Linked DNA regions of Homo sapiens: regions 1 and 3 are each linked to region 2. Evidence: read pairs that join two places in POLR2A ChIA-PET (ENCODE). Cell type or tissue: endothelial cell of umbilical vein. All regions are shown on one strand.

The links. ChIA-PET counts read pairs that join two places held together with the same protein. Peaks named below come from ENCODE experiments on the same cell type or tissue, not always from the same donor. Only the 100,000 strongest peaks of a DNase experiment are listed, where the experiment ranks them.
Region 1: POLR2A ChIA-PET joins it to region 2 with 5 read pairs; 16 of 35 experiments call an interaction of 5 or more read pairs at or near these places.
Region 3: POLR2A ChIA-PET joins it to region 2 with 5 read pairs; 16 of 35 experiments call an interaction of 5 or more read pairs at or near these places.

What each region holds. Positions count from the first base shown.
Region 1 is chr17:60,517,650-60,520,149 of GRCh38, forward strand. The region is part of intron 1 of APPBP2 (amyloid beta precursor protein binding protein 2); the gene reads right to left. It also overlaps the pseudogene LOC107984970. Among named protein-coding and RNA genes, the nearest start is that of APPBP2, 7.3 kb to the right of the region's middle. In endothelial cell of umbilical vein, no CTCF peak of the experiment used is centred here; no DNase peak of the experiment used is centred here.
Region 2 is chr17:60,572,272-60,574,771 of GRCh38, forward strand. The region is part of intron 2 of LINC01999 (long intergenic non-protein coding RNA 1999); the gene reads left to right. Among named protein-coding and RNA genes, the nearest start is that of LINC01999, 9.0 kb to the left of the region's middle. In endothelial cell of umbilical vein, no CTCF peak of the experiment used is centred here; a DNase peak (open chromatin) is centred at 1,480; H3K27ac peaks cover 2,447 bases.
Region 3 is chr17:60,513,891-60,516,390 of GRCh38, forward strand. All of the region lies in intron 1 of APPBP2 (amyloid beta precursor protein binding protein 2), which reads right to left. It also overlaps the pseudogene LOC107984970. Among named protein-coding and RNA genes, the nearest start is that of APPBP2, 11 kb to the right of the region's middle. In endothelial cell of umbilical vein, no CTCF peak of the experiment used is centred here; no DNase peak of the experiment used is centred here.

The DNA.
Region 1 (2,500 bases), 55 kb before region 2:
AGTGCTGTCTCACTTTTATCATAATACAGGTGATAGTATATGTGTCAGTCTGTTTCTGGACTGTCGATTTTGATCCATTGGTCTATTTGTCAATCCATGTGCCAATACCATATTACCTTAATTGTTATAGCCAGGTAACAAGTTGAATTCCTCCAGATTTTCTTTCTTCATCGTCATGATTACCTTGCATCTGGCTTTATCTTGTATTTGAATTTGTATTTCAGTTGAGTATCTTTTAATGTTCATTGGCCATTCATATTTCCTCTTCTGTAAACTGGTTTTTGGGACATGAATTAGTTGCCTTAGCTGCCTTTTTCAAACTGATTAGTATTAGATCTTTCTGTATTAGAAAACATGCCCTTCATCTGTCAAATGCTGTCATCTGCATAGTGTTTTTTTAAAGTGTTCTTACAATTTCCTTTTTTTTTTTTTTTTTGAGACAGTCTCATCCTGTCTGCAGTGCAGTAGCATGATCTTGGCTCACTGCAACCTCCGCATCCTGGGCTCAAGCAATTCTGCCAAGTAACTGGCACTACAGGTGTATGTCGCCATGCCTAGCTTATTTTTTATTGTTTTTGGTTGAGACACCATTTTGCCATGTTACCCAGGCTAGTCTTGAACTCTTAGGCTTAAGCAATCTGCCTGCCTCGGCCTCTCAAAGTGCTGGGATTACAGGCATGAGCTACCATGCCCAGCCGTGTGTGCGTGCGTGTGTGTGTGTGTGTGTGTGTGTGTGTGTGTGTGTGTGTGTAAGAGAGAGAGACAGCTAGTCTTGAACTCTTAGGCTTAAACAATCTGCCTGCCTCGGCCTCTCAAAGTGCTGGGATTACAGGCATGAGCTACCATGCCCAGCCGTGTGTGTGTGTGTGTGTGTGTGTGAAAGAGAGAGAGACAGGGTCTCACTCTGGAGGCTGAGAGTGCAGTGTCATGATAACCACTCACTGCAGCCTTGAATCTCCCAGGCCCAAGCGATCCTCCTGAGTAGCTGGGACCGTAGGCATGTGCCACCATGTCTGGCTAATTTTTAATTTTTTTGTAGAGACAGGGTCTCCCTATGTTGCCCAGGCAGGTCTAGAACTCTTAGGCTCAAGCCATCCTCCCACCTTGGCCTCCCAAAGTTCTCAGATTACAAGAGTAAGCCACTGCTCCCTGCTCTACTTTTTAATGCATTCCAACACATCAATTTCTTTTTTTTCCTTCTGGGCTTTGGTTTCATTCTTAGAAATGCCTTCTTCATGCCAAGATGGCATTACAGTGTTGGCAAGGTAAGACAAGAGGTAAAGATAGATTTTAAAATTATTTTTACATTACCTTTTTCCCCCCCTTTGAGACAAGTTCTCACTGTGTTGCCCAGGCTAGTGTGCAGCGGCACAATCACAGCTCACTGAGCGGCCTCGACTTGCCAAGCTTCAAATGATCCTTCCACCTCAGCCTCCCAAGCAACTGGGACCACAGGCATGCACCACCACACCTGAATAAATTTTTTTTTTTCTGGTAAAGACAGTGTCTCCCTATGTTGCCCAGGCTGGTCTCAAACTCTTGGGCTCAAGCAATCCTCCTGCCTTGGTCTCCCAAAGTGCTGGGATTACAGGCATGAGCCACTGCTCCTGGCCACTTATTTTTATAGTGTTTGACATTTTCATGATTTGTACATTACCTTAAAAATAATTTTTTAGGCTAGGCACAGTGACTCACACCTGTAATCCCAGCACATTACGGGGCTGAGGTGGGAAGACTGCTTGAGGCTAAGGTTCAAGACCAGCTTGGGCAACAAAGTGAGATACGGTCGGTCTCTACAAAAAAAAAATTTTTAAGGTTTTTTTTGTTGTTATCTCCTACAGAAAGGAGAAAATTTTTTTTTTAATTAACCAGGTGTGGTGGCAAGCATCTGTAGTCCTAGCTACTCGGGACGATGAGGCAGGAGGATCACTTGGGGCCAAGAGTCCAAGGTTGCAGTGAGATATGATTATGCCACTGCACTACAGCCTGGGAGACAGAAGGAGGACTTGTCTCTTAAAAAAGAAAGAAAAACAATTTCTTTAAAGAAGAAATTTTGGTCATTTCCCACTGCAAAATATTGACCCAATAATTTATTCTGATACTTTTATAATTTTAGTAGCCAAATTTAATTTTTTTTTTTTTTTTTTTTTTTGAGACAAGGTCTCACCCTGTCACCCAGGCTGGAGTACGGTGATGCAATGACAGCTCACTGCAACCTCAGCCTCCTGGGCTCAAGCAATCCTCCTGCCTCAGCCTCCTGAGTAGCTGAGACTACAGGCATGCAACACCACACATGGCTAATTTTTTTCTTTGTTCTAGAGATGGGATCTCACTATGTTGCCCAGGCTGGTCTCGAACTCCTGGACTCAAGCAAAATCCTCCCACCATGGCCCCAAAGTGCTGAGATTACAGACATAAGCCACCATGCCCGGCCATCAGTGTATTTTTTTAAATTCTCAGAAAACTGAATGTTAGTTCAGGCTGTATGTAGCTATACAAC
Region 2 (2,500 bases):
AGCCAGAATTGCTTGAACTTGGGAGGAGGAGGTTGCAGTAAGCCGAGATCATACCACTGCACTCCAGTCTGGGCAGTAGAGTGAGACTCCATCTCAAAAAAAGTAAAAAGAAGAGTATACTTATTCACTCCCGATGTTTTATTTGGTTAAGTGGGGTGACATCTATTCCCATTTTTTATCTCTCTATGCTTAATATGCTGTTGCCACACTGGCCTTCTTTCTGTTTCTCAAACAAACCAGCCTATTCCTGTCTTAGGGTGTGTGGAGGAGTTGTTCCTTCTGCCTGGAACACTTTCTTTCTGTGGCTTCACATGACTGGCAGCATCTTGTCATTCAAATCTCAATTCAACTGTCACTTTCTCAAAGAAAACAACCTTGATCACCAAAAGTAGCCACCATATACACACTCCCAACACCGTAACATATTACTTTGTTTTTTTTCTTCATAGCCGGTATAAATTTATCTGGTTAATTTATTGATCACCTATTTCCTCCTCAAAACCTAAGATCCAAGTACAAGTAGGTACTCAACATACATTTGCTGATTAATAAATCTCCTGGGCCAGGCATGGTGGCTCATGCCTGTAATCCCAGCACTTTGGGAGGCCAAGTAGGCAGATCGCTTGAGCCCAGGAGTTTGAGACCAACCTGGGCAACATGGCAAAACCCTGTCTCTACAAAAAATAAAAATTAAAAAATAAGCTGGGGATGGTGGCATATGCCTTTGGTTCCAGCTACTGGGGAGGCAGAGGTAGGAGGATCTCTTGAGCCCAGGAGGCAGAGGTTGCCATAAGCTAAGATCGTGCCACTGCACTCCACCCTGGATTATAGAGTGAGACTCTGTCTCAAAAAGTAATAATAATAAACCCAATAAATCTCCTTTTGCCTGTAAAGAATTGATAATGTTTTCTTGGACTTGTGTGCAAAAATAAATACAGATTTTTAACAGAGACTGCTCAGCTCACCAGTGTCTGGGAAAGGGCAGCCTAGCCTCTCCCTCTACATATATCAAAGGGTTGGAATAGAGCATTCCAAAGAATGATCTAAGTAGAAACCTCTGAAGGAAAATCTCTATGAACATTCCATTTGCCTTATGAGGAGCTTAAAATTTAGCTCCCCACTGAAGAATTTGTTTCACCTTCAGTACTTGGTTAGGCTTGCATTACCTTATCCAATGGCCTCTTTACCTCTTTGGCAAGGTCTAAATTTGTCACAGATGTGGGATTTTTTGTTTTGTTTTTACAAAGTCTAAGTTTGTCACAGATTGTAGGAGTCCAAGTGAGACAAAGTAGAGTTGGGGCTTGGCTTCATTCAGCTCACCCCCAACTAGAGCATTCCCACTGAAATGCTCACACAACTACGTCACTGCTAATAGTCCTTTTACTTAAAGAATTCCAGGAACTGGCCTTGGAGATAATCAAGGTCACAGAGTGTTCCCCCTCAGGAAGGAATGCTGAACAACTGATTTACAGCCTGGTTGCCCTGGCCAGACCACCAGCTGGCCCATTACTCAAGAAAACCATCACAATCAGATATGCTGACCTGCATACCCTACCCATCACGTGTTTTGTCCAGCCCAGCCTGCATACCCTACCCTTGATGTCAATTCTCATGCTTTGCCTACCAAAAAAGCCCTACCAGCTCTTCAGGGAATTCTTTCTTTTGTGCTGCCTCCCTTATGTCTCAGCATAAGCTCCAATGAAGCCTTGTCTGGGAAAGCTCTTTTGGCCTCATGTCAATTTCTTTTGCATTGAGAGCCCAAGAACCCATGGTCAGTAACATAAGGAGACATGACAACTAAATACAATGTGGGATCCTGGATTGGATCCCGGAACAGAAAAAAGATATTAGTAAAAAAACTGATAAGATCTAAATAAGGATTGTCATTTCCTTAAATAAAAAAAAAAAGTAACTATGAAAAATAGAATAGATATAAGACTAAGGTAGGCCATTCCCAGAATCCAGCTTTGAAATACTTTGCCTCCTTATCACAGAATCAAAAGTGCTTCCCAGCCCAGGCGTGGTGGCTTACACCTGTAATCCCAGCACTTTGGGAGGCCAAAGTGGGCGGATCACCTGGGATCAGGAGTTCGAGACCAGACTGGCCAACATGGCAAAACCCCATCTCTACTAAAAATACAAAAAATTAGCCAGGTATGGTGGCAGGCGGCTGTTATCCCAGCTACTCGGGAGGCTGAGGCAGGAGAATTGCTTGAACCCGTGAGGCAGAGGCTGTGGTGAGCCGAGATCGCCCCATTGCCCTCCAGCCTGGGCGACAAGAGTGAGACTCTGTCTCAAAAAAAAAAAAAAAAAAAAAAAACAAAACAAAACAGTGCTTCCCAGAGTTGAGAAACTGTCCCTGCATGAGGAAGAGGATACATGACTTTAAAGAAGTTTCCTACCCATCATCTTTTTTCTTCTCCCCTCCCTCTTTCCCCATTCTTCTCTCTCCCTCTCAAATATATTTTGAATATGTTATGCCTGTATGAGGTATAAAACT
Region 3 (2,500 bases), 58 kb before region 2:
AAAAAGCAATTGCGATCCTACCCCTGGAGTAAACACCATTAAAATTTTGTTGTGTTCCCCTATATTCTTCTTTCAATGCAAACACATATACATATTTTCCCCACATTAAAAAAAAAAAAAAAAAAAAAACACAGCCAGGCATGGTGGCTCACACCATTATAATCCCAACATTTTGAAAGGCTGTGGCAGGAAGATCACTTGAACCCAGGAGTTCAACACCAGCCTGAACAATGCGGCAAAATCTCATCTCTACAAAAAATACAAAAATTAGCTGAGCATGCAGTACACACCTGTAAGTCCCAGCTACTAGGCAGGATCACTTGAGCCTAGGAGGTGGAGGTTGTAGTAAGTGGTGATTGCACCACTGCATTCCAGCCTGGGTAACAGAGCAAGACCCTGTCTCAAAACAAACAAACAAAAAACCCACAATGGAGGCTAGGCAAGGTGGCTCATACCTATAATACCAGCACTTTAGGAAGCCAAGGCAGGAAGACCGCCTAATGCCAGGAATTCAAGACCAGCCTGGACAACAGAGCCAGACCCCGTTTCTATCAAAAAAACAAAAACAAAACACACACATAAGATGATTCTATTCACACTACTTTGTAACAAACTTTTTATTCTCCCTACTTGCTCTATGTTCTGGCATCTCTAGTATACATAGAATACTCATTCTTTATAAATGCACTATGATATTCCATTCCTGATTAGCATATGGTTGTTTTCAATTTTTGCCATCATAAACAATGCTGCTTATGAACAAACACTGAATATCCTCTAACAGGATTTTCCACACATTCAACAAGTATTCCTGGAAGAAAAATTCTTTAAATTGTATTGTTGGTTAAAGGGTATGAGTGATTTGAATTTTTAAAGCATGACAATCTGACAGGTGAAGGCTGATGTTATTTTAAAACTTTTCTTTTTTTTTGAGGCAGGGTCTCACTCTGTCGCCCAGGCTGGGGTGCAGCAGTGCAATCTCAGCTCATTGCAACTGCCACCTCCCAGGTTCAAGTGATTCTTCTGCCTTAGCCTCCCAAGTAGCTGGGATTACAGGTATCCGCCACCATGCCCAGCTAATTTCTGTATGTTTAGTAGAGACGGGGTTTCACTATGTTGTCCAGGCTGGTGTTGAATTCCTGACCTCAAGTAATCCACCCACCTCGGCCTCCCAAAGTGCTGGGATTACAGGCATCAACCACTGCGCCTGGCCTATTTTAAATTTTTTTTTTTTTTTTTTTTTGAGACAGAGTCTCACCCTGTCACCCAGGATGGAGTGCAGTGGCACGATCTCAGCTCACTGCAACCTCCACCTCCTGGGTTCAAGCAGATCTCCTGCCTCAGCCTTTCAAGTAGCTGGGATTATAGGCACCAGCCACCATGCCTGGCTAATTTTTGTACTTTTAGTAGAGACGGGGTTTCACCATGTTGGCAAGGCTGGTCTCAAACTCCTGAACTCAGGCGATCCACCCACCCTGGCCTTCCAAAGTGCTGGGATTACAGGCATGAGCCACCACGCCCAGCCTATTTTAACATTTTTAAATCAAAGTATAACATGCATACAGAAGAGCGCACAACTCATATTTTAAATGTGAAGCTTGATAAATTTTTCACTTGTAACCAGCATCCAGATAATAACAAAGTATAACCACAATCTCAGAAGGCTCCCCTCATATCTGTCCCTGCATCGTCACTACTGTCCAAGAATAGCGTCTCCTAACTTTCAACAACTAAATTTTGCCTGTTTTGAACTTCATATAAATGAGATCATATATTATACATCCAGTTTCCAAACTGTGCACCAAGGTGCCCTGAGGCCCTGCTAGATATTCTTAATTTGAGAGAAACAACATTCAGCATCTGCAATGCGCTATACCAACTACTAGACTGGTATACTACACTGCTTTCAATGAGATCTTTATGAAGCTGTGTTTTCAGTGGTTGCTGTGATAAAAAGAGTAATATAAAAAGTCAATAAGGAACATCAGATGAAGCTGGGTGCGGTGGCTCACGCCTGTAATCCCAACACTCTGGGAGGCCGAGACAGGCAGATCACTTGAGGTCAGGAGTTGGAGACCAGCTTGGCCAACATGGTGAAAACCCGTCTCTACCAAAAATATAAAAAATTAGCCAGGTGTGGTGGCACGCACCTGTAATCCCAGCTACTGGGGAAGCTGAGGCAGAACTGCTTGAACCCAGAAGGCAGAGGTTGCAGTGAGCAGAGATCATGCCACTGCACTCCTGCCTCGGAGGAAGAGTGAGACTCCCTCTCAAAAAACAAAAACAAAAAAAAAACAAACAAAAAAAACCAGATGAGAGTGGTGGTATCCAATCTGATTCCAAGGTTTGAGACGCTGTACAGTGCCCAATAAACAAACATCCCATTAGTTAATGTGGTTGTCTAAGAATGAAAGTTTTTTCGTTCAATTTTTGTGCATTTTAAGAAACAGATCTTAAGTTGTTAGGACATAAATAATATGAAGTTTTTTGGATCTAACTA